Linked DNA regions of Mus musculus: region 2 is linked to region 1. A link is a loop called in an ENCODE intact Hi-C map of the cell type or tissue named here. Cell type or tissue: left cerebral cortex. All regions are shown on one strand.

Region 1 (4,000 bases):
TAAAACCTTCCTCCATATCACAGAGAAACCATTTCAGCTGTTTCTTTACTGTGGCCTCGTTTATAGACAGGCAAGAAAGATGCCAGCCATCTTGGAAGTACACTACTTTTACTTCCTAGTCATGGCTCCTCTCCCTGTCTGTCTGCCTATTAGAAATTCGTTCTAACTACTAGACCCTCAGCATAGGGCAGGGCCTAGGTCAGAGGTTGAGAGTAGTTTAACTCCACTGTGGGTGTCCTTTACAGTGCCTCAGCTGGCCAAGCACCTCTGAGTTTAAGGGGGCTCCTTCCAGAGCTGTGAAGTCCTAACCTTGATCTTGAACTTTCAAGTGACAGTAGTTCAGATAGGCAGGACCTGATTGGACTAATTTCTGTTGAGACAGGGGTTCTCTATGTAGCCCTGGCTGACCTGGAACTCACTCTACAAACCAGGCTGTCTTTGAACTCAGAAATCCTCCTGCCTCTGCCTCCTAAGTGCTGGGATTAAAGGAGTGTGCTGGCTGAAACTCACCAATCTTAAAACCAACATTGAAAAGCCCTAAATTCCCCCAAACTGTCTCCTTCCCTGAGACACTTATCTCTCTCAACAACACCTCAGTGTCACCCAATCCTGCCACTCCCCTCCCCCAAGTCTAGAGGAAAGTCGTCCTCTCTCTTATATCTAAATGCAAATGAAACAAAATCTTCCTCACCAGCCCCTGGGCTCTCATGACTTCATCCTTTTCTGTCCTAGGCTGCACTTAAGCTACTCTGGAATTCCCAGAGGAAAAGTTTGGCAAATTCAGGAGGACGATGGGAACAAAGAACAGAACCCATCAAATGCATGGGATGGAATCAAGCTGATAGAGCTAAGGGGAAAGGAAGAAGAGGATGGCGACAGCTCCCAGGGGTCTACGCTGTAATCCACATTGTGCCCTTCTAGGTGACTCATGCATTCAACAAATCCTTAGAGGACACACAGTTCCTGTTCCCAGGGGCATCCCGTGCCACCTGCAGGTGACACAGAAACCACTTCCAGTGAGCCATAGGCTGTGACGGGAACGATATGCAGGCTGCAGAGTGTGGAGCGTGGTCACTGATCTAGACTTGGGGCAAGGCTAGGGGAGAGGGTCAAGGATGGCAAGTAAGACAGGGAGGGTAGGTGAAAGAGCTGGTGGAAGTGGACGTGGCTCAGAGATAAGAAGGTGAACGGTTATTAAGAGCCACATTGGAGTTATGGCCTTGAGGGGCTCCCTGCCTTCCTCCTGTGGGTGCTAAGGTCAGATTCAGGTCTGAGTCCTGAGTCCTTGCTGCCCATGGGGACCCTAAACCAGAATTAACCCCTGTTCCAGAATGGCCTCCTCCCCGATCCCATGAGGTGCTCCAAAGAGAATTTCAGCAACTTGTTCCTAGTCTATCCAAGATGGCTACAGTTTTGTTACCTATGGGTCTCCCTGAACTCTACTCCCAGTAGAAGTGAGACATGAGATGACTGAGGTATTCTGGGAAGTTTTTCAATATACTGTGACTGGAGCAGGACATTTACTCCTAAGCAGGAGGTTCGCTGATCTGGAGGCAACCTGGGGCAGGCCAGAAGCTGGTATGAATAGTGCCTTCAATAACTGCCTCACAACTATGGCTGCAGCGCCCCCTTGTGGACATATTACACACTGGTGAAATGTCAAATTAGTTTTACAGCTGGAAGGTAAGTGCTCTTTCTCGGAAGACAGTACCTCCTCCATAGTCCCGTTGGCCAGAAAAAAGGAGACATAAGCCCAGGGTTGCACAGGTGAAACTTTGGACTTTTGGTCCTCCTGGGTTCTAACTCTTGTAATACTATCCATTTAATCCTCTTTGCTACTGTAGGAAGGCCAGGGAGCAGTCTGGAGTATAGGTTCTGCAGTGTCCAAGATTTTTCTGGTTTGAATAAGGCTAGGTCAGCCGGACAGAAAAGGAGTTGGGGGTGGACGAAACCTGCCCGGCTTCAGAGTGTCAAGCGTCCTTTGGCCTCCAGGGGGTGCTGTTGAGCTGAGCTGGTCCTACTCTGGCTGGGAAGAAAAGGACGCTTTGCAGCCTGAGGACAAAGGGCGTGTGTTTTATCAGCTGGCTGCCCTTGTGCAAGGCCCTCATTCTCTCTTCAAATGCATCTTGGACTGCACAAGAACAAAGATCCAGTCCTGCTTCCCTTACCTAGTTTTGGAGGTCTAGAAGGAAGTGCAGTTTGGCCTAGGGGCTTGCAGGGTGGGCCTATGAGGTAAGCCCGTGGAGAAGCCAGCAGTGTCTGAGGCTGCTGGACATGACTACCACACACATATCCCAAGACCAGGCCACCCGTAGATGATGCAACCTATGCTGCAGGGCTTTGGACTCTAAATGCTGTCTTTCCTCTTATGGTTCTCCTGAGTTTGCTTAGAGAGTACGTGAAGGTGGTGGAAGGAAGGGACACGAACAAACACATGAGCCTCTGTTTCCTTATCTGTGAAATGGGTGGTAACCATTTCTCCTGGAAGGTTGCTGTAATGCACATATGTATATAACATATGTATGTAATTTACATAGTGACTGTAAAGAAACAGGGAGTAGGAGTCAGGGTAGCTAGTTTTTTACATGTGAGCTCATGGCTGGAGATTGGGCTGAGACAGACAGACCCCACTGTTAACTCCCTGAGGCAGGTGGAGAGGTTGCCCGTGGCAGTGGTGTCCTGGACCGGAGTGCTGAGAGTGGAGCCGGGCCTTCCTAAAGCACTCGGATGGGCAGGAATTAGTGTTGTGTGGAGATGGAGTTAAGAGGGGCTGAGGCCTGGCAGGGTGAGGGAAAGGGCAATTAGGAGGGGTGTGGAATGAGTCACTCACCCCAACCCCCTGCTCAGCTTGGTGGGATGCGGAAGGAGTGAAGAGGCCCTGCTGCCTGGCAGTACCGGGTGCAGACAAGCCAGGTAGGGAGGCAACCCTGGGAAAGGACATGGCGCCCTGCCAGCCACACCCACTGGCCAAGGCCTTGCCCTACCCTGTTTAACCCATAGGGCGGGGGCTGGACGAAGGAGAAATGCGGCCCGGAAATCTCAACATGTGGTGCGGGGGACCTGAGATGAGGGCTGGCTGCTTTACTCTGAACCTTGCTTCTCAAGGCTTCCTTCTTTTGTTTGGTACAGGCTGGATATGGAAGAGGATACTTAAAGTTGCCTCCCCTCACTTCCCCCATCTAAGATACAGGCTGCCTGTATATCAGGTTTCATGGAGATTTTCAGACACTTGGTCCCATTGGGGCTAGATGGATGCTTAGGGGTAGCTGAGAGGGCTGTGGGCAAAGCACACCCTGTCCAGAGATGTAGAGAGTGGTAGAGTCAGCAGAGAGCAGCACCCAAGGGGAGCTCGGATAGGGGTTTAGAGGAGTGAGTTTGGGGCCTGGGCAGGGGATTGTGTGGGAGAAGAGGCTGCCGGTAACAGGTTACCACAAACCAAGACAAATTCACCATCGCCTTGATTTTGAGGTGGATTTCTCTAGTATCCTGAATTGCCATCAAATTCAGGATTCTCCCCCGCCCCCCGCCTCAGATCAGCCTTCCGAGTGCTGGGATTGCAGGTATGCTATCATACCTATTTCAAACTTGTTGCCTCACAGTCTGAAATGAATTGTATGACTAAAATGAGAGCGTAGGTATGAAATGCCTTCCTCTGGAGGCTGTGGCATGGAGGTTAATCTTAACTGTCAACTTGACTGGATTTAGAACCAGGAAGCAAGGCTTCTGGTGTGTCTGGAAGCTTGTTTCCAGAGAGGTGAGAAGTGACAAGACCCATTCTTAACATAGGAGTCTGGTAGGGTAGGGTCCAGGACACAAAAAGACATCTAGTACCAGGCCCCCAGACCTTAGCATAATTAACTCCATGATGAAAGTACCACTCAGGCCATAAAACTTAGCACAGAGACAACATCACCAGCCAAAATGAAGACAAAGACCTAATTCATTAATGTCTATAGTTCTGGGAAAGTCTCTAGATGTACTAACCTTGCCTTTTGGCGTT
Region 2 (4,000 bases), 590 kb after region 1:
CAGACTGATCCCAGGAAGGCAGACTTTGTTTGGATGCTGATCAGTTTAATAGTTCATGTTTTTATGACATCAATATTAGTCTTACCGAGTCTGAGTAAACTGTTTATGAAATCATGAGTGGCTGCTTAGGAAATAAATTTTCAGTTTGGATAAACTTGTGCCTAAGGTTATCAAAGGTCAGCTGAGGCAAAGCAAGCCATGGTAGTGTTTGTCATTTGACTTTTATAGAGGGCTGCTGTGTTAGGTAATATACCTTCCCTTAGACCAGAGGGGAAAGAGGAAGCACAGGGCCACTTAATTGATCACTGACTATAGCAGATGATGGAAGCACTGTTTATACGTTTCTAATTACTCAGATACTGACCAATCAAAGACTGACTTTGCAACTTGCGTCAAGGGAAGATGCTAAATGTTAGATGAATACGCAGCTATAGGGAATATATAAAAGACCAGGTGAGGAAGACACAAACCAAACTCAGAAACTTCTCCTCACAGAACAACCAAATTGACTCCAGACACCATGGCCTGCTGCGCTACTAGTTTCTGTGGCTTTCCCACTTGCTCCACTGGCGGCACATGTGGTTCTAACTGCTGTCAGCCCAGCTGCTCCCAATCCAGCTGCTGCCAACCCAGCTGCTCCCAATCCACCTGCACCCAGTCCAGCTGCTGCCAGCCCACCTGCACCCAGTCCAGCTGCTGTCAGCCCACCTGCACCCAGTCCAGCTGTTGTCAGCCCACCTGCACCCAGTCCAGCTGTTGTCAGCCCACCTGCACCCAGTCCAGCTGCTGCCAGCCCAGCTGCTGTCAGACCAGCTGCTGTGGAACTGGCAGTGGCCAGGAGGGTGGCAGTGGAGGCCTGAGCTGCCGTGTTAGATGGTGCCGCCCTGACTGCCGTGTGGAGGGCACCTGCCTGCCCCCCTGCTGTGTGGTGAGCTGCACACCCCCAACCTGCTGCCAGCTGCACCATGCCCAGGCCTCCTGCTGCCGCCCATCCTACTGTGGACAGTCCTGCTGCCGCCCAGCCTGCTGCTGCCACTGTTGTGAGCCCAGCTGCTCTAAGCCCAGCTGCTCTGAGCCCAGCTGTTAAGAACCAGGTTCCTGAATAGTTAGAAATGCAACAGAAAGCCCTGAAGAATTGTGTGGACTGCTGAGGATGTGTTCTGTGTGGTGGATGCTAAGTATCTTCATGTTGTTAACCTGTTCCTGGAGGTGGAACTCTTCATCAGGATCCCCAAAGGCGTGCTGGAATTAGTCCACTGAACACGCGTCTCAATCAGCATGTTCCAGGGACCCTTCTTTGCTTAGATGATGCACAAAGGATGCAGCAGTACATCATTCCAGTGAGGTGTGGACTTTATTCCCTAGTCCTCGGTCCCCACACGTCTTCCATCAAGCTTTCCACTTGAAGAGACCCCGATGCTCTCAAATAAAGTGTTTTGTGCACAAGTGAATAGATTTCTGTGCATCTTCTAATTTTAAGCTGCCCATCTATAGATGATAGTAATCTTCAGGCATAGGCACATAATCTAAAGCAAAATGGTTGTATGAAAATTAACTTATGTTTGAATCGTCTGCTAATAAAATGTTCTGTGCATTAAATAATATTCATGGCTATTTAAATGTGTGAATGTTTATTAAAATGGACCCAGACCAATAGAGTTACCCTTCATGGACTTTTTATACCAACTCAAACCTTGTCCCATTTAATACAGTAGATGATTTTTCTTTATCCATGCACAACATAAAGAAACTAGATTATTATCTACTAACTCTTTTGCTAAATATCTGCCAATACCATTTCCAATAGAACTTGGGTTCAGTTCCTACAACTTGGCCTAACTCCATTCTGCTGATCTCCAGCTGTATAAACTTCAACTCCCAGTATTCACCTGCACTTACTGGGTGTATGAGGGATACATCTGTACTAGATAAGAGTAGAGCAAGCAGCTTTGAGGTATAACTGCTGAATTCCACCACCACATCATACAAATGCCTTAGAAATCTCAAACAGCAATATCACAATTTATAATTTGCAATCCAATTGAAAAAAAATGCCTTTCTTAAGAAGTTAACACAAACCTAGAACAAAAGGAGGTAGAGTCTATCATGTAATTTTAGTTCTTATATAAGCAGTTGACTAAATACACAAAATACATAAAGACTTAAGACTTTTTTTTTCAGGATATTTACAAGTCCCCACCACTTACCTCTCTCATTAAATTGGCAGCAACGATGGATTACAAATAGAATGGTACATTCCAGAAAAGAGAGAATTGAATGACTGTACTCCTAGATATTTTTCTCAAGCTTTTTCCAACCACTAAATTCAGACAAAAATAGCTCACTATTCCCTACTGTCTTCACGGCAAAGAAGTCTTTGTGGGCAGCGCTACAACTTGAAAGTGCTCTTACTCACTCTTGAGTGGTTCAGGCGTTCATGAATCATACCCTATACTCCGCCCCCCTTAGTTAATCACCCCTGAATCAGATTCAGTAAACATTTAATAAGAATATGCGAAAATCAGTCTGGATACTTTCTGAAGAGAAAAAGAAAAAAAAAAAATAAAAACAAGTCATTTAGTTCACAGTGAAAGAACTCTCTGGCCTGAAATACAAATAACGCTTACACATTTCCAATCTATTGAAATGGAAAGAGCTACGAAGACCATTTGATTATGGTGACAGTGTCGATGGGGTAGATGTTACATGTATGCTCAATTTGGCAAATACACCAATGCTTTAAATTCAATAGAATTTAGTCTATCTATGCAAGAGAGAAAAATAATGCTTGAAAGGCAGTCATATGGCCTTCTGCTTCAGAGGTTTGGCTAGACGGCCAAGTGGAATGACAACTATTCAGAGTAAGGGTGTTGTCTTAACCTACAGTAAGAAGACTCTTTGAACATGGAAACCACAAACGCTACTCCAAAGAGTATGCGGCCAATAGAACGAGTCACAGCGACCTTATAAAACAAAACCATCCCCATAATATGTCACAAGTATTTCAATGGAAGCCAATCAGAGGACCACTGAGGAACAAATTTAAACAAAAAACAAGAAAAATATGTTAAGAATTTTATAAACAGCAACTTGCTTGACTATATAAAAGGCCCCATGCTCAGGTTTGCTCCCAAACTCAGAAACTCATCCAACCTACTCAACATCCAACCAACTCCTGACAACATGGCCTGCTGTGCTACTAGCTTCTGTGGCTTTCCCACTTGCTCCACTGGTGGCACCTGTGGCTCCAGCTGCTGCCAGCCCAGCTGTTGTGAGACCAGCTGCTTCCAGCCAAGCTGCTGTGGGACAGGCTATGGCATTGGGGGTGGAATTGGCTGTGGCCAGGAGGGTGGCTTTGGAGGTGTGAGCTGCCGTGTTAGATGGTGCCGCCCTGACTGCCGCGTGGAGGGCACCTGCCTGCCCCCCTGCTGTGTGGTGAGCTGTATACCCCCAACCTGCTGCCAGCTGCACCACGCCCAGGCCTCCTGCTGCCGTCCATCCTACTGTGGACAGTCCTGCTGCCGCCCAGCCTGTTGCTGCTACTGCTGCTAATCCACCTATTAAGAGCTAATTTTTTGATTGCCCAGATCATGGTATTCTTGAATTGTGCATCTCCTTAACCAACTCTGGAGCAGTAACAAGTTCTCCAACCTTTGCTTCGTTGTCTTTTATGAGGCCTCAGAGTACAGGCGCATCACAGCCCTGTCCGAGTCTGTTCTATAACCAATACCTTGACCCTCTACAGTGGATCCAGAAATGCTGAGAACCCACAGGCTGACCACCAAATTGTTCTGGATGTATTGCATCTGAAACTCTTGCAGAATTGAAAATTGTCAAAATCTTGAAGAATATTTTCTTTAGAACAATCTGTAATCCTATTCTTCCTGCTTGGTGACCAACTTTTATCTTCTGTTTACTTAAAGCTTTTCTAACATCAAAGACACCAGCCCACAGCTGAGAGACATTCTTCAGATGTCATCAGAGAAAAATGGAAGTTCCT

What was found. A loop is a pair of places that touch in the nucleus more often than their neighbours do. Peaks named below come from ENCODE experiments on the same cell type or tissue, not always from the same donor. Only the 100,000 strongest peaks of a DNase experiment are listed, where the experiment ranks them.
Region 2: it touches region 1 in a loop (5-fold over the local background); 2 of 42 quality-filtered maps call a loop at or near these places.

What each region holds. Positions count from the first base shown.
Region 1 is chr11:100,167,204-100,171,203 of GRCm38, reverse strand. All of the region lies in intron 1 of Gm39022 (a long non-coding RNA gene), which reads right to left. Among named protein-coding and RNA genes, the nearest start is that of Gm39022, 2.3 kb to the right of the region's middle. In left cerebral cortex, CTCF peaks have their summits at 1,669 (motif pointing left) and 1,944 (motif pointing right); DNase peaks (open chromatin) are centred at 1,628 and 1,999.
Region 2 is chr11:99,580,149-99,584,148 of GRCm38, reverse strand. It overlaps Krtap1-5 (keratin associated protein 1-5), which reads left to right and starts at 3,133. Exons shown (of 1, transcript NM_027157.3): 1 at 3,133-4,000. The coding sequence starts at 3,184. The coding sequence ends at 3,552. It overlaps Krtap1-4 (keratin associated protein 1-4), which reads left to right and starts at 472. Exons shown (of 1, transcript NM_001039502.2): 1 at 472-1,600. The coding sequence starts at 521. The coding sequence ends at 1,087. Gm32730 (a long non-coding RNA gene) reads right to left here and starts at 2,376. Exons shown (of 5, transcript XR_880207.2): 1 at 2,208-2,376. In left cerebral cortex, no CTCF peak of the experiment used is centred here; a DNase peak (open chromatin) is centred at 2,387.